7 separate regions of the Homo sapiens genome follow, and regions 1, 2, 4, 5, 6 and 7 are each linked to region 3. A link is a contact called in ENCODE Hi-C or POLR2A ChIA-PET data. All regions are on one chromosome and are shown on one strand. Each heading gives the region's core, a stretch centred on a gene start or an enhancer-like site at or near the end of the contact. The rest is flanking DNA. Distances are from core to core; before and after follow the strand shown. Region 1 holds the start of RPP25L (ribonuclease P/MRP subunit p25 like). Region 2 holds the start of CCL27 (C-C motif chemokine ligand 27). Region 3 holds the start of UBAP2 (ubiquitin associated protein 2). Region 4 holds the start of BAG1 (BAG cochaperone 1). Region 5 holds the start of AQP3 (aquaporin 3 (Gill blood group)). Region 6 holds the start of SIGMAR1 (sigma non-opioid intracellular receptor 1). Region 7 holds the start of NOL6 (nucleolar protein 6).

Region 1 (3,196 bases), core at 290-2,789, 560 kb after region 3:
ATGCACTGTAGGTAGAAGGCAGAGGAAGCCCTTATTTAGCAATGCAGAACTTGGCAGAGGCCCCACATCTGTCATTCTTCACAGCAGTCCCTTCCCACATGCTAGAGGGAAGGGGAAGCATGATAGGGAGGTCCACTTTTGTGGACTCAAACCTTGATGGGGATGTTGAGCAGTCACAACGCTTCTCAGAAAAGGCACAAGCACCCCAGACATTCAGGCCCGGAGAACAGGCTGGCTCAGCAGGTCTTCACGATCGGGTGTCTCGAGCCCTTCTTCGGGAACGAGGGCCACAGCTGGAGCTGGGCATGGAACCCAGGCCAGGGGGTGCTCCTGGGGGTTGGTAACCACACTCATTGGGGTCCAGGGGGTCCCGGCTGAGCAGCACCCACACTGCAGGCACATGGCGGCGCACTGTGAGGGGGTCTAGCCCTGTGTCAGGTGAGGCTGGGACCCAGCTGTCCTCAGTCTGAAGGAAACGTAGCTTGGTGAGCTGGTGCAGGCCTGGGACCCGCCGCTTGACAATCTCAGCGCAGCTGACAGCCTTTCCTGCAGCCCTGCCAGAACCTGAGAACACTACATGCCGAGCACTGCCGCCCTCCAACCGACCCAGAGCCAACCCCAGCAGGTTGCGAATTTTGCTGCCATCTCGGACCCGCATCTCAAGGGTATCAGGAGGTAGCTGGGGCATTGGGGAAGGCGCTGGGAGCTCTACAGAGCCAGCTTTCCGGTAGTGCTCCATCCTGCTTGCTGTCTTGTCTGTGACTCTCGCTGCCCACTGCAGGGAAGCATCAGGTAAGTGCTAAGCAATGTGCCCCAAGTCACTGTCCACCATCCCCTATCTCCATCCAGGATATGGCCCTGCTCCCCGTTCCAGACTTCCCAGAAACAGGATCATGTCCCCTTGTCCTTAGCATCTCGTGACAAGGTCCATGCCTGCCGCAGTCTGGGAAAGGGCTGTACCCCATACACCCCGTTCCTCTACAAGGGCCATAACACCCCCACCTCCAATCCTGGAGTCCAAGAGGCAGGATCACATTCCCCAAACACTGAGCTCTTTGGGAAAGTGCCAGGCCCCCTCATCCTAAACTCTCCAGGACTGGGGCTTAGCCCCCCTTATCCTGGGCTCCTTGGAACAGGGCCTGGAACCCTCACCCCAGACTAATACCAATAGAGAGCGCTCCTCACTTGGGGCTCTACAAGGACAGGGACAAGGCCCTTCGCCCCAGGCCCCCCGGGAAACAGCCAAGAACCCTTATCCAGTGCTGCCCCCAAACAGAACGGATCCCCTCTCCCAGAGATTACCAAGGTCAATCTATATCAACCCAGGTCACTCAGAAACTCGGGGGCAGAGGCTCGACTCGGAGGGCTGCTCAGGACATTCCAAGACAGCCTTGGCCGTTTCCATAGCCACGGTCTCTTCCAGGGTCTTGCCGGCCGCTGCAGCCAAGCCACAGGCGTCCCCCAACCCTACGAGCGCCCCTCTGCCCGCCCGGTTCCGGCTCTCACCGAAGCCGCCTCACGCACGATCCGGAGCCAAGATGGCGCGCGGGCCCGGAGCGCACTAAGGCCGCGGGGCCGCGCACGCCCCGAGGGGGCGGGGCGTGAGGGGCGGGGCGTGAGGGACGGGCCCCGAGGCATCTCCGCCGCGGAAACAACCCGCTGGCCAGAGCGCCCCGGACCAGTCCCAGCGGGGATGGGAACACGAGCGCAGCCTCCGCTGTTACGCCCCGGAGGGAGGCAGGACAGTTCCCTGCGGTAGAAAGGAGCGGCCGTCGGGGAAGTCCTGCGTCTGAAGGAGGGGGATCTGGCCCTTAGAAGATGGGAGGGCTGGCGTTAGCTGTTGAGCAAACGGGGAGCTGTGGGTTTCACCGTGGGTGCGAACAAAGGCTTCAGTTTGTAGTGGCTGCTGTTGCATGGGCGAGAGCCTTAGTTACCGACTTCTGAGCTTCGACCTCATCCTGTGGGCGCTGGCGGACCACGGGGGTTTTCCGGGTTTTCCAGGGGCCAGTCGAACCAGATCTTGTGCAGGGAGCCGAGGAGGGAGTGGTGGGGAAATCGGGCCACAGCCCCTGACGACACCTGCCGCGGAGTCTGGGGGCTGAGGGGGCGGGGGTGCCCACGGAGCCTAGTATGGTGCCTGGCGTATGACCGGCGCTCAATATTTGTTAAATGATTTGTTACATTAATGAACCAGAGAAATCGCGGTGGGAATGGAAAAAAGATTAAGTTGGGAGATACTAGTAGGTTCAGTGACGAGTTGGCCACTGTTTGGACGGAGAAGTAGGAAATTCCGATCTAGGGTGACTCCCAGGTTTCAGATCGGTTTGGACACGCTGAATTTGAGGTGCCGGAGAGGTCGCAAAGGCGGGGCGGCCAATGGGCCGTTGGAAAAAGGGTCTGGAGCCAGAGCACTCCCTGAGACCACAAGGGGGCAGCAAACATTTGGTGGACTACGGTGCCAATCTGTTTCTCAACATGCTTGCCCCAGCGCCCCTACTTCCCAACTTCCCCTCCCCAGGACCAAAACTTCCTGCATCCAAACCTCTTAGGCTGCCCTTCTCGGCTCGTGGCAGCAGGTAGGCTCCCAAGAGAGAAATTTAAAGGCCTTTGCACATGCTGCTCCCTTGGCTCTGAAAGTCCCTGGATATCACTTACCAGGTCCCTTCAGTCCCTTTTTTCTTCTGTGTCCACCTGATAGGACTGCCCTTTTCCTTTACTGTCTATCCTGCTAGCCCGTGCAGGGCAGGGATTAGCCCTATCTACTCCCATCATCTGACATTTGGAGGTCTCTTATTGGTAAATGTGGGATAAATGGATACATAAAGGAATATCCTATTCACATAATCAAATGAGAGCCTTCATTTTGAGAGCTCTACACCTGCCAGAAAGCCAGACCAGGATGAGTTTAGTTCCCAGTCAAACGATTAGGCAGGCTGACACCTCTGCCCCCTACCACCTCCATCCTAGACCAAGAAGCCAGCACACTCCTCCAGTCATCTCTATGGTTTATTGTCACTGAAATAAGAACACTGATTGGGGGGAGGGTGGGTGTTGCAAATTGCAAACCTCAGGTAACCTGACCTCCAACTTTAGAGCCCAGAGTACAGAGAGGTGGGCCTTGAAGCCAATAAATACAAAGCTTCCTCTGCCTTGTAACAAAGGCAGGTTGGCATAGGGCCCTGGAGCCTGACTGCCC
Region 2 (3,111 bases), core at 185-2,684, 610 kb after region 3:
AGAGCTGGATATTCATCCTTTTTTTTCAAGGTGTCTTGGATCAGTGCTAGGTCCCCTCCTTCATTCTTAATGTGCCTGGGCCCAGAGCTAGGTCCACTCCCGTATCTTCAGTGTGTTGAAGAGGCTCCCTCAGAGCTGGGCTCCTCTACTCATCTTCAGAGTGTTAAGCTTAGAACTGAGTCACCTCCCTCATTCTCAGGGTGTCTGGGCCAAGATCCGGTCTTACTGTCTCTCCTGATTTGCCTCCTGCTTCTTCTAGGAGCTCCAAACCTGTAGAGGACCCAGGAGGGCTTCGGCAGATTCCACCTATAATTCTGTCTTGCTGGTGTGGATAGAAACCAGGCAGGACAGTAGATCCCTATGGTTGGATCTCAGCTGGAAGTTCTGTTTGGAGCCCATTTCTGTGAGACCCTGTATTTCAAATTTGCAGCTGAAAGGTGCTTGTACCTCTGATTTCACCCCAGAGTTGGAGTTCTGCTCAAGGAACGTGTGTAATGTGTACATCTGTGTCCATGTGTGACCATGTGTCTGTGAGGCAGGGAACATGTATTCTCTGCATGCATGTATGTAGGTGCCTGGGGAGTGTGTGTGGGTCCTTGGCTCTTGGCCTTTCCCCTTGCAGGGGTTGTGCAGGTGTGAATAAAGAGAATAAGGAAGTTCTTGGAGATTATACTCAGAAATTATTATCCAATGCTGCTTTATTATTTGGCTATTGGGGGCTTCAGCCCATTTTCCTTAGCATCCCAAAATTCAGCTTGGGCAGAGTCCCATGGAGCTTTCTCTCTTGGTGCTCAAACCACTGTGACAGGCTGGGGTTCTGGGGGTGGATGCAGATGCTGCGTTGAGCCAGGTGAAGCCTGGGTAGAGAAAGGTCCAAAGCTATGACCATAGCTTGGGGATGAGATTAGGGTCATCCCCAATGACCCTAATTAGGGGTTAGGAGCAAGGACCAGATGAAAACCTGAGTTGGCAACAGAATTAGCAGTTAGGGCTGGGGTTGGGATCAGCATTAGGGGTTGGGACTGAGGTCAGAGTCAGGGGTATCAGGGGTGGGAGCTCACACGAAAGCCTGGAGGTGACAGTCCCCGTCAGCCTCCTGCAGTTCCACCTGGATGACCTTCCTCAGTAGCTTGTCTGAGAGTGGCTTTCGGTAGAGCTGAGTACAGCAGGCAGTGCTGGGTGGCAGTAGGAATGCTAGGGGCAACAGGGCCATGTGTTCAGAGGGATCCTGACCAAGAACCTCTCTGCCAGACAGCTGGAGGTTAGGTTGGATTTCCTGGGTCTTTTCAACTTCATCCCATTCACCCAGACCCCCAGCTTTCTATACCCCCAAGTACTCACCTGCTGTAGGGTCTGGGCTCAGGAGCAATGACAGCAGCAGGAGGCTGCAGAAGGTTGGGGGCCCCTTCATGTTGCTCAGCCTAGACTCTTCCTTCTCTCTCTCTCCTCCTCCCCTACCTTTTATCTGGGTGCCTTTTACCTGGGGCACTAGGTGAGTCAGAGGCAGTTGGAGATGTACTGTGTAACCTGTGACACTCCTGGGCCCTAATTCTCGGCCTGTTGCCACAGACTCCTTCCTCATCTAGGATAGCCATTTCCCATGTGCTCCTAAGCTCTGGGCAGTGAAGCTGGGGGAAGGATTAGTGTGTGATGTAGGGACTGATGGAACAGTGAGTAAGGGCAGTCAAGCATCCACAGCAGCATCTAATGATAGACATTCACACTCAAATACGCATAGCCACACATTCAAAGTCACTCCTCAATCACTTGGTCAACCTCACAAAGTCATACTCATGATCAGACAACCGTAGACAAAATTATATAGCCCCGGTTATACTCAAAGTCCCTCTCCCACCCAATTGTGTTTTCACAGTCATCCAATCACAAGCAAATTCACACTAGCACACACAGATTCTGACAGGGGAGTTGTGGGTGGGGTGGGAGCAGAGGGCAGGCAAGCACCAACTTGCCTTCACCTTCTCCTCCCCACTTCCTGGCTTGGCCTGCCTGTCTTATCAGAAGAAATGGATGGGAATGGGTCCCTAGAGCAGGCCCTTCTGGCTGAGGAGGGTTCTTGGCTGAGGCCAGCCCCATTCAGAGAAGCTGGGGGAAGGCCCTTTATGGTAATATTAAGGGTGTTTTGGAGATGCTGAGGTGGGGCAGCTTTCCCCAGGATGATGAGACAGGGAGGAAAGGTGGGGTAGATAAGGAGGGAAGATAAAAGCTCTTTGGTGCTAGGTTACTGTTGTCAAAACAGGTAAAAGGCCCAGTGAATCTTACCTTCCTGTTTTTGTCTAGTCCTGTTCCAGGAATGCCAACCTCTTGCCAGCAGGGGCCTAGGGTCTCCAGATCCAGTCCCTGACTTGTTGAAGACATTGGACTCAAGCACTCAATTACATCTTTGTTTTACTCAAATTCCAGCCTCCTTCCTGGGCCTGGAGGAACATCCCCTCTCCCTACCCGGGTTCAGTCACACCCTCATGTCCAACTGCTATACCCCCTGCATCCCACCCTCCAGCTATAGCCGCTTCTCTCCTAATCCCATACCCAGCTGTCACTCCGTTCTTTACCCCCTCCCTGCAATGCAAAGCTCCTATTCATCTTTATCCAGTCCTTTCCAGGAAGCTGGGAGCTGCCTAGGGTGGGGGTATGCTGCCAAGTTCAGTGCCCCTGGCTCCTTTAAGAATTTCCCACTCCTGGTCCAGGGATCTCAATCTGCAAGTCCTGCTCTATATTTGAAACATAAACCAAGTCATAACACAGTAATCCAGCCCTTATCTTGTTGCAGTCGTCTGCTGTAGGGTCAGCCACTCTCTATGGAGTAGGCTTTCTCTTGGGATAGGGCTTAGGCCTTTCTCTTGTGTCCCAAGGCTTGTTGGGTGTAGCCACTGAGGAAATCCCAAGGAAATCTCCCAGGTTCCTCGGGCTTGTCATAGACCTTCTTCATCACTTGGCTGTGCGCTACATACTTTCTGGTCTTCCCTGGGCTTGTCGGTCCAGAAGTCTTCGGAAGGCAGAAAACAAATGCTTTTGGGTGTGCACCCATCTCTCCCCTTTAAGACCAAGTCTTCTCCCCAGCCACAATCTGCTGTAGCTTTGGCCCCAGCCAGA
Region 3 (2,850 bases), core at 211-2,710:
AGGTAAAAGGGGAACACACCAATGTAGGATACGGGAGAGCTTAGGTATCATGTTCAACTTCCTTCCACCTTTCACAAACTGGCACTAAAACGGATACACAATTCACAGTGAAAAGTGAGGAATGCAATAACTAGTCGCATACCCCTTGTTGAAAAAAGTGCTGTCACAACGGAAGAGGAATATAAGAACTGGGTTCACCCAAGAAATTATATGCCCTTCAAATAAAAGATAATCTTTGGATACCTTATGGAGACCTGAAAAAACCCTCAACTAGCTGAGCACCGTGGTGCACACTGTAATCCCAGATACTCAGGAGGCTGAGGTGAAAGAATCGCTTAAACCCAGGAGCTGGAGGCCAGCCTGGGCAACATATGGAGACCATATCTCTAAAATTAATAGTAATTTTTTAAAATCTCTCAACTGTTAGGATACACTGGTGCTGTAGAAAGACAATAAGCCTAAATACTGGCAAACCATATACCTTCCTTGAATGTGAGGTAAAAACAATATCCAATAGAAGTGGTAGTAAATGACTGGATTACATCAAACAGGAAATAACAGTAATAATGATGGGATCAACCCCTAAAGCGAGCAAGCATTAGAGACCAGAGTGGTGACAGTTGAGATGCGTGGGCAACTAATTAGACTAAAAACTCAGGGGAAAATGTGGAAAAGCCGAGTGGGAAAGTGATTCAGAGGCAAACAACTGAGTTGTAATGCACCAATGAAAGAATAACATTTTGAGTATGTATTATTAACAGAGAGAGCTTTGCCGTTTACAAAGCGCTCAAAAACCTACATTAAATAATGAACTGTGATATAACCAGACTACAGGAACGGCGGGTGTGGAGGAAAACTGAGTCCCAATTGAGACCAATGCCCTACAGAATTGAAAAGAAGTAGAACTGAACTGTGACTCCGGGTAAGCCAGGAAAGGTTAGAGAGCGCATAAGTTGGGGCTATAACAGGGCCAGTCCCAAGACTAGCTACGGGCGTGAAAGCGGAAAGGTGATGAGATGGGACCGACAGCGTGGCGGGGAAGCTCCAGTCTACTGGCAGGCACCGAGGTGGGAGAGAAAACCACACCCTCCAGGGCAGAAACCCGAAAGGGGGGAGGGGAGGCACCCCTGGGGCTGGGTGGGGCCCAGCCGACCTGGACGGGGGAAAGTAGGAAGAAGCACAGGGCAACGTGAGGGGAAGAGGAAGGAGGGAGCCCGGGCCTGGACGTAGAGGGACCGTGGACCTGGCGAGTGAAGCTCGGCCCGGTCCTCACGGGTGGGCGCCGGGGCAGTCTGCAGGCGGTGGGGTTTCAGACGAGCTGAACCCAGAATTAGAAAGCACACGCTGCAGCGCTCAGGGCCCTGGAAGAGGGAAGGAGAGGGAGAGGATGGCAATTACCGCTGCTGCTCTCGGAGGACCCAAGACCCGCTGCCGCCGCCGCCGCTCGTTACCTGCCAATGTGCCTCTTACAAAGCGGCGGCGGCGGCACAGGCTGCCCAACCCGTCACGTGACCTCGCGTCACGGGCGAAGGAGGAGCCACAACACGTCGCTCGTGCGCGGCTTCAGAGTCAGCCTAGGCGGCGCGCGGCCTCTTCCAGCCACCACCTCCACCCCAACCCCGCGAAGCCAACCGCGTGGAGGTGGGGACCACAGAAAGGAACAAATAAGGGAGACTTGATAATATGTATTGTACTCGGAGTCATCAGGAGAGTATTACCCACCGCATACAAGGTGCCCACAACTGCAGCTCGTCGTCGCGCCGTGATGACCTCACAAAGCACCACAGGTTACTCCCCTGTGGCCGCCCTGTGCTCATCACGTGATGTGGTCCAACCACTCAGGGCAAGCCTGGCCTCCCAAATGTTGCACGAGGGGACCACGACTCCCAACATGCTGCACAGCCAAGGCGACCCCTACCGCAGCCTTTCTCCAGCGGGCTTCTAGACGAACCCCCTAGAGACCTTAGAGCCGAGGGAAGGCCGGGACGGAAAGCGGACTAAGCTGGCTTGAAGGACTAATACCATTGGATGCCGCCCGCCATGTGGCGGAGCGTGGTGCCTGCTGGGAGGTGTAGTCCTGGCGGGGGGTGGGGTTCCGCTCCCACGTTCCTGGGCTCGCTCTGCGCCCTGCCCCCTGCGCGGGAAAACGCCAACGGCTAGCAGCGAGAGCCTCGGCAAGGCGGAAGGTGCGCCCACTTTTAGTCTTTTTCAGTGCGGTTTTACTTTTGCCCTCCCAAGCCCCTTCTGGGTGAAAAGACTAGAATCTACTGAACGCCTACTCCAAGTCAGCCGTTTATTTCTGTTATATCATATAATCAACTCCTTGAGTCCAGGATTTTCCCTATTTAAGGATTTAAAAAAAGAACCTTAGAGTTGTTTGTTGACCGAAGAGACCCAGGTTTTCTGTCTTTAGAAAATTAATGACCTCCTCTCAATAGGATCTGACCTGTTGTCAACTCCAAGAATTACGAATAAATAAGATGATGGTTTATAATTGTAGCATGGTGTTTTAAAGTATTTTCCATTTACTGGCCTGTTTGGATGTGAGGGCGTTCTGGCTATCTTGTCACCCCATAGATCGCCAGGGCTGATTCGGCTGATCTGGCTGTCTAGGCGGGTGGCCCCTTCCTCCCGCACCTCTCCATGTGCGTCCCTCCCGAAGCTGCATATTCGGTCGAAAAGGAGGAGCATCCCCCATAGAAGAGGACAAGTCAAGGATATAGGAGTAGCTGCACGCCCGTGTTAACAAGCTCTCAAGGTCCTCTAAACAAGCTCTCAAGGTCTACTTACTGGCCTGTTTTATCCCAAGCTAGTTACATACAAGGACTTTGCAGTCCCGGCATGCCTTAT
Region 4 (3,075 bases), core at 88-2,587, 780 kb before region 3:
GCATCCATGATTTGTGCTAAGTAAACAGACAAATGCATACGAACAGCAGAGCCTTTCTTTCTGAAGAAGAGACGCCAATTCTTTTCCAGGGATGCGGACAGCAAGGAGGGAGCCTGTGTACAGTACATTACACCAAGGTTTGGTTCCCCCAACAGCTCCGTGAGGTCAGCAGGAGCCAGGGTTACCAAATCTACTTCACAGAGGAGAAACCGGATTCTTAGAAGAAGCCGTCCATCCCAAGGTCACTCAAAACCGCAGGATCTAGAATCCAGGTCTCCAGATTCCCAGACCCTTGGGCCTCCCCTAGCTGGTTCTAGAGAAACCTCATGGACTCAGCTCTCCGGTGTACTGACTTCATTTGGTGGTGTGTCAACTCCAACAGTAGGCAGACCCAAAGGGTGCCCAGAGTACAACGCTTGGACCCACGGCCAACTCAAGCGGCGCACACGGAGAAGGCACTCAGCACACGAGGAGCACCCCGGCATGCACGAAGTTCTGACTTATCACACACGGAGCAGTCGTAGACCACATGGCCCAATATATGCCTGACACAAAGGGCACAATAACTGCGCGGGCACACAAACACAACCAGGCCCACGACGTAAAGCACGGAGAAGCTCAAACACCCAGGATCGCACAAATGACCAGAGACAAAATACACCGGCCACATGGAAAAGTGTACAGACACAAGCCCGGGACAAAAGACAGTTCCACGGACACAACCAATAACCCACGCTTCCGGACGCCAGGACAAGCGCAAGGTCACACGCTTCTGGAGGACACGTGACTAAACCCACAGACCCCGCCGGGCTTTCGGGACCTGCATGGAGCCCACCTGGCGCCCGACACTCACTGTGGGTGACAGTCACGGTGAGCCCAGCTGCCGCCATTTCCTCCCTGGTCACCTCCTCGCTCCGGGTCGACTCCTCGTCCCGGGTCACCTCCTGGCTCCGATTCATCTCTTCGCCCTGGGTCGCCTCCTCACTCTGGGTCGCCTCTTCACTCCAGGTCGCTTCCTCACTCAGGGTCAACTCCTCGCTCCGGGTCAACTCCTCGCTCCGGGTCGAGCGGCGCCGGGTTTTCTTCTTCATCCGCGGCCTGCGAGCGCCGGCGGCGGCGCCCCTGGTGGGTCGGTCATGCCCGCTGGCAGTACTCCGGGCAGGTGGACGCCCAGAGGGAGGCGGACCACGCTGGGCCGGGGGCTCCGACTGGCGCGGCTCCCGGCCTGGCCGAAGGGCGCGCAGCCGGGAACCCAGCCGCTCCCGGTCGCCTCGCGGTCTCCGCGCCCCCCCGCGCTGAGCCAGGCCCGCACTTGTTGACCGCCCAGCGATGGAAGCTGAGCGCGGCGTCTCACAACCCCGCCCGACTACTTCCCAGCCCCGCCCCGGCCTGCCGGCCCCGCCCTCGCCCTATGCCGCGTTAGTTGCCTCCAGGCCCCACCCACTCAACTGAGGCCCCGCCTTGCTACAGTAAAACCCCTCCCACTCCTTCTACCAACACCCCGCCCCCTGCAGGCTCTCTCCGAGAGCACCAAGTCCTTTTGCTCTCCATCCCCGGAAGACCCGGCTGAAAATCCGGAAAAAGAATCGGGAAACGCCAGGAGGCATATTGCGCTTGCGCACGGAGGGGCCGGAAGTCGAGGCGGGAGTGACTCTGCTTCCGTTTCTGGTTTTGCTCTAGTGTTTGGGTTTCTTCGCGGCTGCTCAAGATGAACCGACTCTTCGGGAAAGCGAAACCCAAGGCTCCGCCGCCCAGCCTGACTGACTGCATTGGCACGGTGGGCATTTGATCATGCATAAGTAGGCTCAGGACCTCTGACACACCCGACCCCGCCCACCCCCAGCCCCGGGCCCATATTCTTCCACTTCATTTCGGGTCCTGGGCCCCTTACACGTCGTCCCTCTCTATCTCACCTTCTCCCCTTCATCCCTGTTACCCAAGTCATTCCTAACGCCACAAACCAGGGAACCCCTAACCCCATCACTGCCTTGCCCTGCCAGCACCCAACCCGTTTTGATGCCCATTGCCCGTCCACTCGCTCTCGCCTTGATCCTCTCACCTCACCCAGCCCTAGGCCCATACACCCTTCCCACCTCATCCTGCCTGATCCCTTACCCTTCTTCCATCTGTCATCCCCAGTCCACATCAGGACTCAGCTTGATATCCTAGGTCAACATATCTGTGCCTTCGTCCTGGATCTCAGTAACACAAAACTCAGAACCCTAGCCCCTCAGATTAAGCCACCATCCCCGATTTAGGGAATGGCATTAGATCTACAATCAGCTGGTTTCACTTGGCACTGGCCCATTTCATGTGCCTCTTGGAGGAACTCTCAGCCTGGCTAGTCTCTGATTCTAGGGAAATTCCAACTCAACTCAGTGATTCTCAAATTATTTTCTGCCCCAACCCACTTGAAGGCTACCTGGTATATCAGAATCGGGGCAGTGTGGCGGGGGGTAAGAGAATAATTTATAAAGCCCAGGGTTTCTGGTTGGGAATACCCTTCTTTGTGAACCACTGTTTTTCACCCTTCCCCTTAAGCTCCTCTTTTCTTCCTCTGTATTCCTTCCTCTCTACCTGCCCCTTCTGGAATAAGTGTATTGCAGTAACTACCAGTGCATTTGATATTTTCCCCTAAGGTGGACAGTAGAGCAGAATCCATTGACAAGAAGATTTCTCGATTGGATGCTGAGCTAGTGAAGTATAAGGATCAGATCAAGAAGATGAGAGAGGGTCCTGCAAAGGTAAGGTGGGCAGCAACTGCTGCACAAGGTGCTGGCAGAGCCTAGTTTTAGCACCTATAGAAATAGGGCCTAGTTCGGCTGGGCGCAGTGGCTCATGCATGTAATCCCAGCACTTTGGGAGGCTGAGGCGGGTGGATCACGAGGTCAGGCATTTGAGACTAGCCTGGCCAACATAGCGAAACCCTGTCTCTACTGAAAATACAAAAACTTAGCTGGGCATGGTGGCAGGCGCCTGTAATCCCAGCTACTCAGGAGGCTGAGGCAGGAGAATCGCTTGAACCTGGGAGGCGGAGGTTGCAGTGAGCAGAGACCACACCATAGCACTCTAGCC
Region 5 (2,973 bases), core at 8-2,507, 600 kb before region 3:
CCATAGATCCTGATCCTCAACCATTTGGGGATCCCTACTTGCCCTTAGTTAGGCTTCCTAGTCCACAGTGGGCCAGCTGGTCTGTACTACCCAGGGCTGGGGCAGGAACGGAGTAACCCACTCACTGCAATGTAGCAACTGAACACAGAGGAAAACAGGTGTAACCACATGAGCGGCTGAAAAATCAGAGTAACTGGGACAGGAAATAGAACATAACTGGTGGGTCTGCCAGACCTAAGAAGTGCAAACAGAGTCACTCAGAACAAAACCAGGGTGAAACTGGTGTGACCAAGGAGTAACTAGGACTGAGGAGTAACTCAGGCAGGGAAATGCTCACTCAGAGAACCCACAGAGTAACCAAGAGGCCAGGGAGTAACCAGAATGCTTGTCGTCTTCTGCACAGACGCTGACAGCATCTGTCTGGATAACAGACAGGGCCTGGGAGTCGCTGAGCACCAGGTGAGCAACTTTAGACACGCGTCCTCTGTGCCTGGGCCTAGCTTCCTCCCACCCTTCTACCGTCAGAATCTGCCTCCCTTCCCACTTCGCTGTTCGCAGCCCATGTGGCCTGCACCCTCTGCCCCCACTCGTGCAAACTGTCCTCACTCACTTCAACCTTTGGACTTTTTGAGGCTTAATTATTCATTAGAGGCCAGACACCCAGGACCCAAATAACCTAATAATGGCTCATTTGCCTCCGCCCCCTCCCCTACATCTGGGGGCTGGGATTCTGGGAATCTGGAGGGGTGTGGGAGGCAGGGGAAGTGGCTGGCTGTCCCAGACTGCAAGCGTGACCGCTGCCCCCAGCCTGTTGGCTGAGTCACTTGTGGGAGGGTAAACGATCGGCACTATCACTGGGGAGTAACAGCTGTCATTCTGGCAAGAGTCGGAGCTGTCAGAGAGGGGGTTAGAACCGTGGGGAAGAGGACTTTGGAAGTCAGCTTGATCCTCCGCGGTTAAGCGTGGGGGTCACAGCTGGGGAGGTGGGTCCAGGCTACCTTGGAAAACACAGCCCCTTCGGGGAAGTGAGAGTTTGGGGAGTGCAAGGGCTGGAGAGAGAAGGGCTTCCCCGGCTCCCTCCACTCACCACCAGGATGAGGGTCCCCAGGCACTCGGCCAGCGCCTGTCGGAGCAGCCGGTAGCGGATGTGGAGCATCTCCCCGCAGCGGGACACCAGCTCCTTCTGTCGACCCATGGCGGGGCAGGCGGCGGCGCTGTCGGGCGGGCAGGGGTGGCGGGAGGCGGTGGCGCAGCGAGCAGCGGCCTCCAGCGCTGGTGGCTCCCTTTATAGGAGCGCTGGAGACACGGGCCCCGCCCGCCCTGCAGCCCCGCCCTGCAGTCCCGGAGCGCCGAGGAGTGCGCGCCCCCTCGCCCCCGCCCCACCTCGGCTGGGAGGCTGGTGCGGACGCCGGGTGGAGGGAGCTGCGGGCATGGAGTGTGAGGAGCTTTGAGGGACGGGTGGCCTTCGGAGGGCGCTTAAGGGAGGGGACGTCAAGGGGGCTGAGAGGCTTAGGCAGATCTGAGAGCCAATGGTGGGATTATAGGCAGGGTTCAGGGCCATGGCTGGAGAGGATGCAGCTGTCATAGAGACCACCTGCGCCCTGTGATCACCCCACTTCCTTGCGGGCAGGAGGAGACCTGTCAGAAAGAAACTGGCCGCATCTCTCCAGGATGACTGGACCCAACAGATCCTCAGTTCGAGGCAGGAGGAGGAGGCTGCGAGCCCCAAGTGAGAAGCAACACTGTCTCTTCTGTCAGGACAGATAAGGCACCGACCCTTCAAGGGGACAGCTAGTGTCAGAGGGGCAGCAGTCCAGACTCAGGTGGGCACACAGACACACGTGCTGAGTTCCAACCAGACTTCATGGGCCCTTCTCCCTGTGCTATGAGCACGTCGTGTGTCGCATGTCCTGGCCAGCTATGTCCACAGCTGTGTCTACACATGGCGGATGTCCTGTGTGCCTAATTGTACGGCTGGGCATTCCTCGTGGCTGTGCACATGCCTGTTGAACATGGCTAGGTGACCTAGCTTGTCACACGTGTACCTGCGTGCATTGCTCACATGGCTCCAGAGGCTGAGCTGCAGTTGCCCCGACATGCCACATGCCACATGTTTGCCAGCAGGCTGAGTCCCAGCTGTTTTTAACCCTCTCCTCTCCCATCTGACTTACCCCCAGCCAAGGAAGAGTCTGTCTCTTTTTTTTTTTTAGACGGAGTCTCTCTCTGTCGCCTAGGTGGAGTGCAATGGCGTGATCTCGGCTCCCTGCAACCTCCACCTCCCAGGTTCAAGTGATTCTCCTGCTTCAGCCTCCCGATTAGCTGGGATTACAGGTGCACACCACCATGCCCAGCTAATTTTTGTTTTTTTAGTGGAGATGGGGATTCACCATGTTGACCAGGCTGATTTCGAACTCCTGACCACAAGTTATCCACCCGCCTCAGCCTCCCAAAGTGCTGGGATTACAGGCGTGAGCCACTGAGCCCAGCAAGTCTGCCTCTTTAAGCAAACTTAATTATGGGGGAGTCAGCCCTATCTGAGGGGGATCATGGGACAACCTTGCCCTCTCTCTCTTTTTAAAGAGTAGGGTCTTGCTCCATCACCCAGGCTGTGGTGCAATCACAGCTCACTGTAGCCTCGAACTCCTGGGCCCAAGTGATCCTCCCACCTCAGCCTCCAGAATGGATGGGACTATAGGGACTATGTGCCACCATGACACTCAGCTAATTTTTAAAAATCTGTTGTAAAAATGAGGTCTTGCTATGTTGCCCAGGTTAGTCTCAAACTCCTGGCTTTAAACGATCCTCCCACCTCGGCCTCCCGAAGTGCAACCTTGCCCTCTATGCTGCTTTTAATAACAAGGAAACATCTGGTGGCCTGGGAGCAAACAACATGCCCTTAGGCTGAGCTTCTATGGCAGCATTGCCAGAGGAGATCAAAGAAATCATTTTCCAGAGGGACTTAATCCAGGTGGG
Region 6 (2,745 bases), core at 144-2,643, 590 kb after region 3:
GAGGCCGAGGCGGGTGGATCACGAGGTCAGGAGATCGAGACCATCCTGGCTGGTATGGTGAAACCCCGTCTCTACTAAAAATACAAAAAAAATTAGCCGGGCGTGGTGGCGGGCGCCTGTAGTCCCAGCTACTCGGGAGGCTGAGGCAGGAGAATGGCGTGAACCCGGGAAGCGGAGCTTGCAGTGAGCCGAGATCGCGCCACTGCACGCCAGCCTGGGCGACTGAGCAAGACTCCATCTCAAAAAACAAACAAATAAAAAGATAACTGTCTGTCTTGTCTTTTGGGGTATTGAGAGCATTTCTGATTACCCATTGTCTCCCCAACAGTTGTTGGAATACTGTCTGGGCAAAATTGTGCCTGGGCAGATAAAAATCAGACATGTTTAATAGGAAGTTGTTATGTTTTGTTTCCCCTTGACAGAGGAAAGCAAGAGTCCCTCAGCTCTGCCCCAACCAATCACCTGTGGCTTATGGGAGGGTGGAGGAAGGGAACCATGAGGAGGGCCCCCCCAACACACTCCTTTTCCATGCCATGCTCCCCGCAATTGTGGGCACCCCCCGCGTGAAGGGACCCACTTCTCTGACAGAGCCTTCTTACCCACCTGGGTAGAAGACCTCACTTTTGGTGGTGCCCTCTCTCCACTGGTGGAAGGTGCCAGAGATGATGGTATCCGAGATCTCAGCCCAGTAGCGCCCTGAGTGACAATCGCACATGACACTATCAGGGTATTCGCGCCATTGCATGGCCCAGCCAAACATCAGAAAGGAGGGCATGGGCCCCTTTACAACCCCAGCCTCCCAGTCTGGCCCGCCGCTAGCACTGACCCGAGTGGCCGCGGGAGCCCAAGGCGGTGCCGAAGAGCAGCACATACTCGGACAGCGAGGCGTGCAGAAGGCACATGGCGCCCATCCAGCCACCCGCATTCACGAACACCCACTGCAGCTCCTCGTCGGGCAGCACGTGGCCTGGGTGCAGCCGCCGCAGCTCCACGATCAGACGAGAGAAGGCCAGCTCGTGGTCCAGCCCTGGCGGAGGCAGAGGGGCGGCGGAGTCAGGGCTGGCACCGGTCCTAGGTCCGGGGATGGCGCCTTCGGAACCCTAGGCTCCGCTCCCAGGCCGGCCGCTCCCCTCCCTGCCCTCTGCCCGCTCACCAGCGTACTGCCGCGCCAACTGCGCTATCTCTTCGCGCTGGAAGACGAAGCTCTGCGTACCCAGCCAGAGCCAGACGACCTGGGTCAGCACCGCTGCGACAGCCAGGAGCAGCGCGGCCCACGCCCACCGCCGGCCCACGGCCCACTGCATCCCGGCGGGCGGCCTGGCACGGCGCAGCTCAGGAGGGAGCCGGGGCCTGAGGCTTTGCGCTCACGGCCTCGGAGCCCGCCGGCTGCCCACGAAGCGCTCCCCCGCCACCGCCGTGGTACGGCTCGCCCTGACCAATCGGAGCGGCCCGGGCACCTTGGCACCGCCCTTCGGTTGAACCATTTCCTCGGGGGGAGCACGGAGGAGTGGGGCGGTGCCGCGCAAGGGAGGCAAGGGGGCGGGGCCAAGTCGCCCAGCGGCAGATGTCAGGGTCTTCAGGCGAGGTCTGACCTAGCTAGCGCCACTCTACATACGGATAGGTGTGGGGATAGTGAGACCCAGAATGGACGGGCTCGCCCGAGCTCACTGGCTGGTGAAGCAGACGAGCCCGGAAGTGAAGCCTTCTGGGACTCAACGATTGTTAAGGCCCGCCTTTACCAGGACTGAAGCGGAGAGGAGGCAGTTCAAGCTGGGAGCCCCAGGGTGGGCATTCCAGAGGCGGTGACACCTGAGCAGTGTCTTTAAGAGCTCGCAGAAGGGGCATGCCAGCCCACAGGGACCAGCCCCTAGAGCAAAGGCCTCCGAGGAGAGACAGCTTGGGGTCTTCAGGGGCCTACAATTCCTTCTCTGTTCTGCGGCACAAAATGTGAGAGGAGGCCTTGTAAACCAGCTGAGGGTTATCAGCAAGGGAGGAAGGGGATTAGATTTTGCCACCGAGTGGCACAGGACTGTCGAGTGGAGGGGAGCAAGATGAGTCAGGGAGACCATGACTGTGGGCCAGGTAAGAGGGAAGGTCTGTGTCAGTGGAGATGGAAGAAAGAAATGAGCTTAACAACTCTGGAAATGGAGTTGGCAGGGCTTGATCTCTTCTTCCTGGAATACTCTTTCCCCCTTTATCCTATCCCCACTTTCCCCTTATTTGGCTAACATCCTTTGCATGTCTAGTGGGCAGTTGAGTGTCCAGGTCTCGAAGCTCAGCTCCAGTCTGGAGATAGAGCTGGGAGTTGTCATTCATTCAGATACTTTGTTGGCACTTGTATGTGCCAAGTTCTGTGGTGGCCATTAGGGATATGGCTAGAAACAATGGTCCTACTCCCCAGCTTAGAGATCTCACTGGAGAGTCTACAGAAAACCTCTAAGAATGGATGAAATCTCACAGGGAGAGAGAATAGAGTAAGATAAGGCTAAAGACAGAGCCCTGGAGAGCACCAACAGCAAAGGGTAGGCAGAGGAAGAAGAAAGCAAAAAGGAAAAGAAACAAAAGAGAAAAGAGGTAGCATTGTGCAGTGATTAAGAAATAAACTCTGGAGCTGGACTGCCTGAGTTCAAGGCCTGGCTCCTGCTACCTACTAGTTGTCTGATCTTGGGCAGTTTACTTAAAATCTCTGTAACTTAGTTTTCTTACCTGTAAAATGGAATGGAGATAAGTACCTACCTCATAGTA
Region 7 (2,784 bases), core at 246-2,745, 570 kb before region 3:
AGAAGCCATTTTGAGGTAATAGGTATCTAGCATCTGCTGCCTAAAGTGCCACCATGATAGGTTGTGGGTAAAAGCTTCACCTGCTCTGTCCCTCTTTTGAGTAGGAGTCAGATTTTGTAAAACTCAGGAGAATCGTTACTTGGATGAACATCACTGAGCGCTGAGCCGAAAATTCCTTGAGTTAAGAGCTCTCCTGTCTACCTGACACCACAAGCATGGAGCTCTGTTTGGAATTGGTAGTGATAGAAGCTGACTGGGCCCAGGCTGGACACGGTGGCTGACGCCTGTAATCCCAGCAGTTTGGGAGGTGGAGCTGGGCGGATCAGCTGAAGTCAGGAGTTCGAAATCAGCCTGGCCAACATGGGGAAACTCCGTCTCTATTAAAAATACAAAAATTAGCCAGGTGTGGTGGCACATGCCTGTAATCTCAGCTACGCGGGAGACTGAGGCAGGAAAATCACTTGAACCCAGGAGGCAGAGGCTGAAGTGAGCCGAGATCGTGCCATTGCATTCTAGCCTGGGCAACAGAGCAAGACTGTCAAAAAAAAAAAAAAAAAAAAGAAGCTGACTGAGCCCTGCCCTAAGTAATGCCCAGGCCCCTTGTATTTTCAGGAAGTTTCCTCTTCTGCTGATATAGGCCTGGGACTTCTCAAATGTCTTTCCCATTCTCGCTCCAACCAAATCCTGCCAGGTTCCACCTCCTCTAGGAAGACCTGACTGCCTCAGTTTACACTAAATACTCACTGATGGAAGGAGCTAGAACCGACTGGACCCCAGAGGACACATTTAGCAAGTCATTAAATCCTCAAAATAATTCTTGAAGACACTTGAAGTCCCACTATTCACTCGAGGTTCCACAACTGGTACACCCGTACTATGAGCAGGCTTCAAAGGCAAGCGTGCAGGATCCCAAACCTTTTCCCCTACAGCCGTGGGCCCATCCGCTCCACGATGCCTCTCATCCCAGAGAGCCTTACTGGAGCGCTCCAGGAGAGGCACCGTATGCCCTCCGCTACAGCGGGGAGCACAGAACTGGACACAAATTCTGTGGAGGAAGATCCCGCTTATCGTCAAGGACCACCAAATAAAAGAAACGACCCAAGTGTGGGTCTCTTCAACTTTGAGGTGCAGAGCTCCAGAAGAGAGCAGAGGCTCTACCGGCTTCACTGCTTCTAACCAAATACTGCCAGGTTCCATCACCCCTAGCAAGCCCTGTCTCAGTGCCACTGGCTGGAAACATCCTCCAGAATGGGCCGCCGGCATGGCTTTCACCCGCAAGCTGTCAGATCACGCCATCTCGGGCCCTGCAGCCAAGGGAGCGCACATTGAGCCTCTGTTCCTCCCCGATGGCTCAACCCACCTCTGGCTCTCCAGTCGCTCCGCGAAGCTGCTCTCCAGCTGGCGCCGGCCCCATCACTCAGGGTCCAGCACTCTCCCGCACTTCAGATTCTAGCCGGGTCTATACCTCATAGCTTCCCACGTGGGCGGAAATGCCTAACTCCAGGCCCAAGTCCAGCCCACCCCAATTCCTCAGGACTCCACCCACTCCAGAGCTATTGGATTATCAGTCGATTACTCGCTTGCCATTGGCCGGGCAGTCTCAAGGCCCGCCCATTAGGGGAGGGGACAAACGGGTTTCTGTGCTTTACGGCCTCTTCGCGACGCTAGAACGGAAGCCTGCCCGTAGCTAGGCCTTTGCTTTCTTTTCCTCACTTCCTTCGCGTGGCTGCAATCGGGAAGGGCGGAGCTAGTTTGTTCCTTTTGGTCAGGTTTGTTTACAGCAGTTATTCCTCCCTTTTTCTTTATTTGCTACACCTTATCAGTTAACAAATCTTGTCAGTTCTACCTCCAAAACATACCTTGAATTTATTCATTTTTCTGTGTCTTCACTGCCAGGTTTAGCCCGTCACATCATCTTGTTCCCGAATTATTGTTATGACTTTTCTCCAGTTTTTACTTATTACTTAGCTTATTACAATTTCAAGTAATTTAGTTATTTTTATTTATTTATTTATTTATTTATTTATTTATTTATTTATTTATTTTTGGAGTAGTCTTGCTCTGTCGCCCAGGCTGGAGTGCAGTGGCACGATCTCAGCTCCCTGCATCCTCCCTCTCCCAGGCTCAAGCGATTCTCGTGCCTCAGCCTCCTGAGGAGCTGGGATTACAGGCAGGTACCATCACACCCGTCTAATTTTTGTATTTTCACTAGAGATGGGGTTTCCTCATGTTGCCTAGGCTGGTCTCAAACTCCTGACTGCCAGTGACCCGCCCACCTTGGCCTCCCGAAATGCTGGGATTACAGGCCTGAGCCACTGCTCCCGGCCTATTTTTAAACTATTAAAAATTTAAAACAAATGTTGCAAGAATAATATAATGAATGCGCATATACTCTTCACCTAGATTCACTTAGTGTTACTATTTTGCCAAGTTTATCTTTACCTATGTATTTACATATTATTTTGCAAAACCATTTGAAAACCAATCACACATCTCCCTAAATACTTAGGTATGTATCTACTAAGATCAAGGACTACCTCTTATGTAAGCACAGCCCGATTATGAAATTAAGGAAATTTAATCGTGATTCAATACTAGTATACAAATTCCATCTTTAAATTTTGTCAGTTATTCCAGTAATAACCGTTATATGTTTCATTTTATTTCCTAATGCAGGATCATCTAAATTCAACTATTACCATATAATATATATATATATATATATATATATATATATATATATATTTTTTTTTTTTTTTTTTTTTTTTTTTTTTGAGAGAGAGT

Evidence for each region. Hi-C counts contacts between places; a loop is a spot of excess contacts on that map. ChIA-PET counts read pairs that join two places held with the same protein, here RNA polymerase II (POLR2A). Pooled maps may share reads with other maps.
Region 1: a loop to region 3 is called in a map of CD4-positive, alpha-beta T cell, with 3 times the contacts of the local background. The contact joins the promoter of RPP25L here to the promoter of UBAP2 in region 3. A Hi-C loop is called at or near these places in 2 of 168 maps with a recorded cell type or tissue (CD4-positive, alpha-beta T cell and naive thymus-derived CD4-positive, alpha-beta T cell), 2 of 37 single-sample maps with no recorded cell type and 14 of 50 pooled maps.
Region 2: a map of CD8-positive, alpha-beta T cell shows a loop between it and region 3 (16-fold over the local background). The contact joins the promoter of CCL27 here to the promoter of UBAP2 in region 3. A Hi-C loop is called at or near these places in 4 of 168 maps with a recorded cell type or tissue (CD8-positive, alpha-beta T cell and naive thymus-derived CD4-positive, alpha-beta T cell) and 7 of 50 pooled maps.
Region 4: a map of B cell shows a loop between it and region 3 (8-fold over the local background). The contact joins the promoter of BAG1 here to the promoter of UBAP2 in region 3. A Hi-C loop is called at or near these places in 2 of 168 maps with a recorded cell type or tissue (B cell and CD4-positive, alpha-beta memory T cell) and 12 of 50 pooled maps.
Region 5: a loop to region 3 is called in a pooled map, with 9 times the contacts of the local background. The contact joins the promoter of AQP3 here to the promoter of UBAP2 in region 3. A Hi-C loop is called at or near these places in 1 of 37 single-sample maps with no recorded cell type and 9 of 50 pooled maps. POLR2A ChIA-PET finds 5 or more read pairs at or near these places in 2 of 52 experiments (GM10248 and H1).
Region 6: a loop to region 3 is called in a map of CD4-positive, alpha-beta T cell, with 3 times the contacts of the local background. The contact joins the promoter of SIGMAR1 here to the promoter of UBAP2 in region 3. A Hi-C loop is called at or near these places in 1 of 168 maps with a recorded cell type or tissue (CD4-positive, alpha-beta T cell), 4 of 37 single-sample maps with no recorded cell type and 11 of 50 pooled maps. POLR2A ChIA-PET finds 5 or more read pairs at or near these places in 2 of 52 experiments (activated B cell and activated CD4-positive, alpha-beta T cell).
Region 7: a loop to region 3 is called in a map of naive thymus-derived CD4-positive, alpha-beta T cell, with 25 times the contacts of the local background. The contact joins the promoter of NOL6 here to the promoter of UBAP2 in region 3. A Hi-C loop is called at or near these places in 1 of 168 maps with a recorded cell type or tissue (naive thymus-derived CD4-positive, alpha-beta T cell), 3 of 37 single-sample maps with no recorded cell type and 17 of 50 pooled maps. POLR2A ChIA-PET finds 5 or more read pairs at or near these places in 2 of 52 experiments (HEK293 and activated CD4-positive, alpha-beta T cell).

What each region holds. Positions count from the first base shown.
Region 1 is chr9:34,610,558-34,613,753 of GRCh38, forward strand. RPP25L (ribonuclease P/MRP subunit p25 like) reads right to left here and starts at 1,540. Exons shown (of 2, transcript NM_148178.3): 1 at 1,507-1,540; 2 at 1-775. The coding sequence starts at 739. The coding sequence ends at 248. It overlaps DCTN3 (dynactin subunit 3), which reads right to left. Exons shown (of 7, transcript NM_007234.5): 7 at 2,989-3,196. RefSeq lists enhancers at 458-1,011, 2,115-2,164, 2,292-2,341 and a silencer at 1,475-1,714.
Region 2 is chr9:34,661,223-34,664,333 of GRCh38, forward strand. It overlaps CCL27 (C-C motif chemokine ligand 27), which reads right to left and starts at 1,435. Exons shown (of 3, transcript NM_006664.4): 1 at 1,342-1,435; 2 at 1,062-1,194; 3 at 668-857. The coding sequence starts at 1,411. The coding sequence ends at 722. It overlaps IL11RA (interleukin 11 receptor subunit alpha), which reads left to right. Exons shown (of 13, transcript NM_001142784.3): 13 at 260-680. The coding sequence ends at 276. It overlaps LOC730098, which reads right to left. Exons shown (of 3, transcript NM_001320038.2): 3 at 2,941-3,111.
Region 3 is chr9:34,047,427-34,050,276 of GRCh38, forward strand. It overlaps UBAP2 (ubiquitin associated protein 2), which reads right to left and starts at 1,461. Exons shown (of 29, transcript NM_001370062.2): 1 at 1,399-1,461. It also overlaps the pseudogene RN7SKP114. RefSeq lists enhancers at 571-1,427, 1,428-2,283, 1,564-2,093, 2,284-2,850 and silencers at 1,244-1,293, 1,444-1,533.
Region 4 is chr9:33,263,371-33,266,445 of GRCh38, forward strand. It overlaps BAG1 (BAG cochaperone 1), which reads right to left and starts at 1,338. Exons shown (of 7, transcript NM_004323.6): 1 at 854-1,338. The coding sequence starts at 1,304. It overlaps CHMP5 (charged multivesicular body protein 5), which reads left to right and starts at 1,679. Exons shown (of 8, transcript NM_016410.6): 1 at 1,679-1,777; 2 at 2,640-2,744. The coding sequence starts at 1,709. RefSeq lists enhancers at 347-396, 527-1,116, 1,647-1,886 and a silencer at 1,147-1,466.
Region 5 is chr9:33,446,336-33,449,308 of GRCh38, forward strand. AQP3 (aquaporin 3 (Gill blood group)) reads right to left here and starts at 1,258. Exons shown (of 6, transcript NM_004925.5): 1 at 1,088-1,258. The coding sequence starts at 1,195. RefSeq lists a silencer at 1,244-1,433.
Region 6 is chr9:34,636,394-34,639,138 of GRCh38, forward strand. SIGMAR1 (sigma non-opioid intracellular receptor 1) reads right to left here and starts at 1,394. Exons shown (of 4, transcript NM_005866.4): 1 at 1,154-1,394; 2 at 827-1,027; 3 at 604-696. The coding sequence starts at 1,304. RefSeq lists a silencer at 1,144-1,633.
Region 7 is chr9:33,472,429-33,475,212 of GRCh38, forward strand. It overlaps NOL6 (nucleolar protein 6), which reads right to left and starts at 1,496. Exons shown (of 26, transcript NM_022917.5): 1 at 1,361-1,496. The coding sequence starts at 1,414. It overlaps LOC107987061 (a long non-coding RNA gene), which reads left to right and starts at 1,712. Exons shown (of 3, transcript XR_001746648.3): 1 at 1,712-1,769. RefSeq lists an enhancer at 1,108-1,447.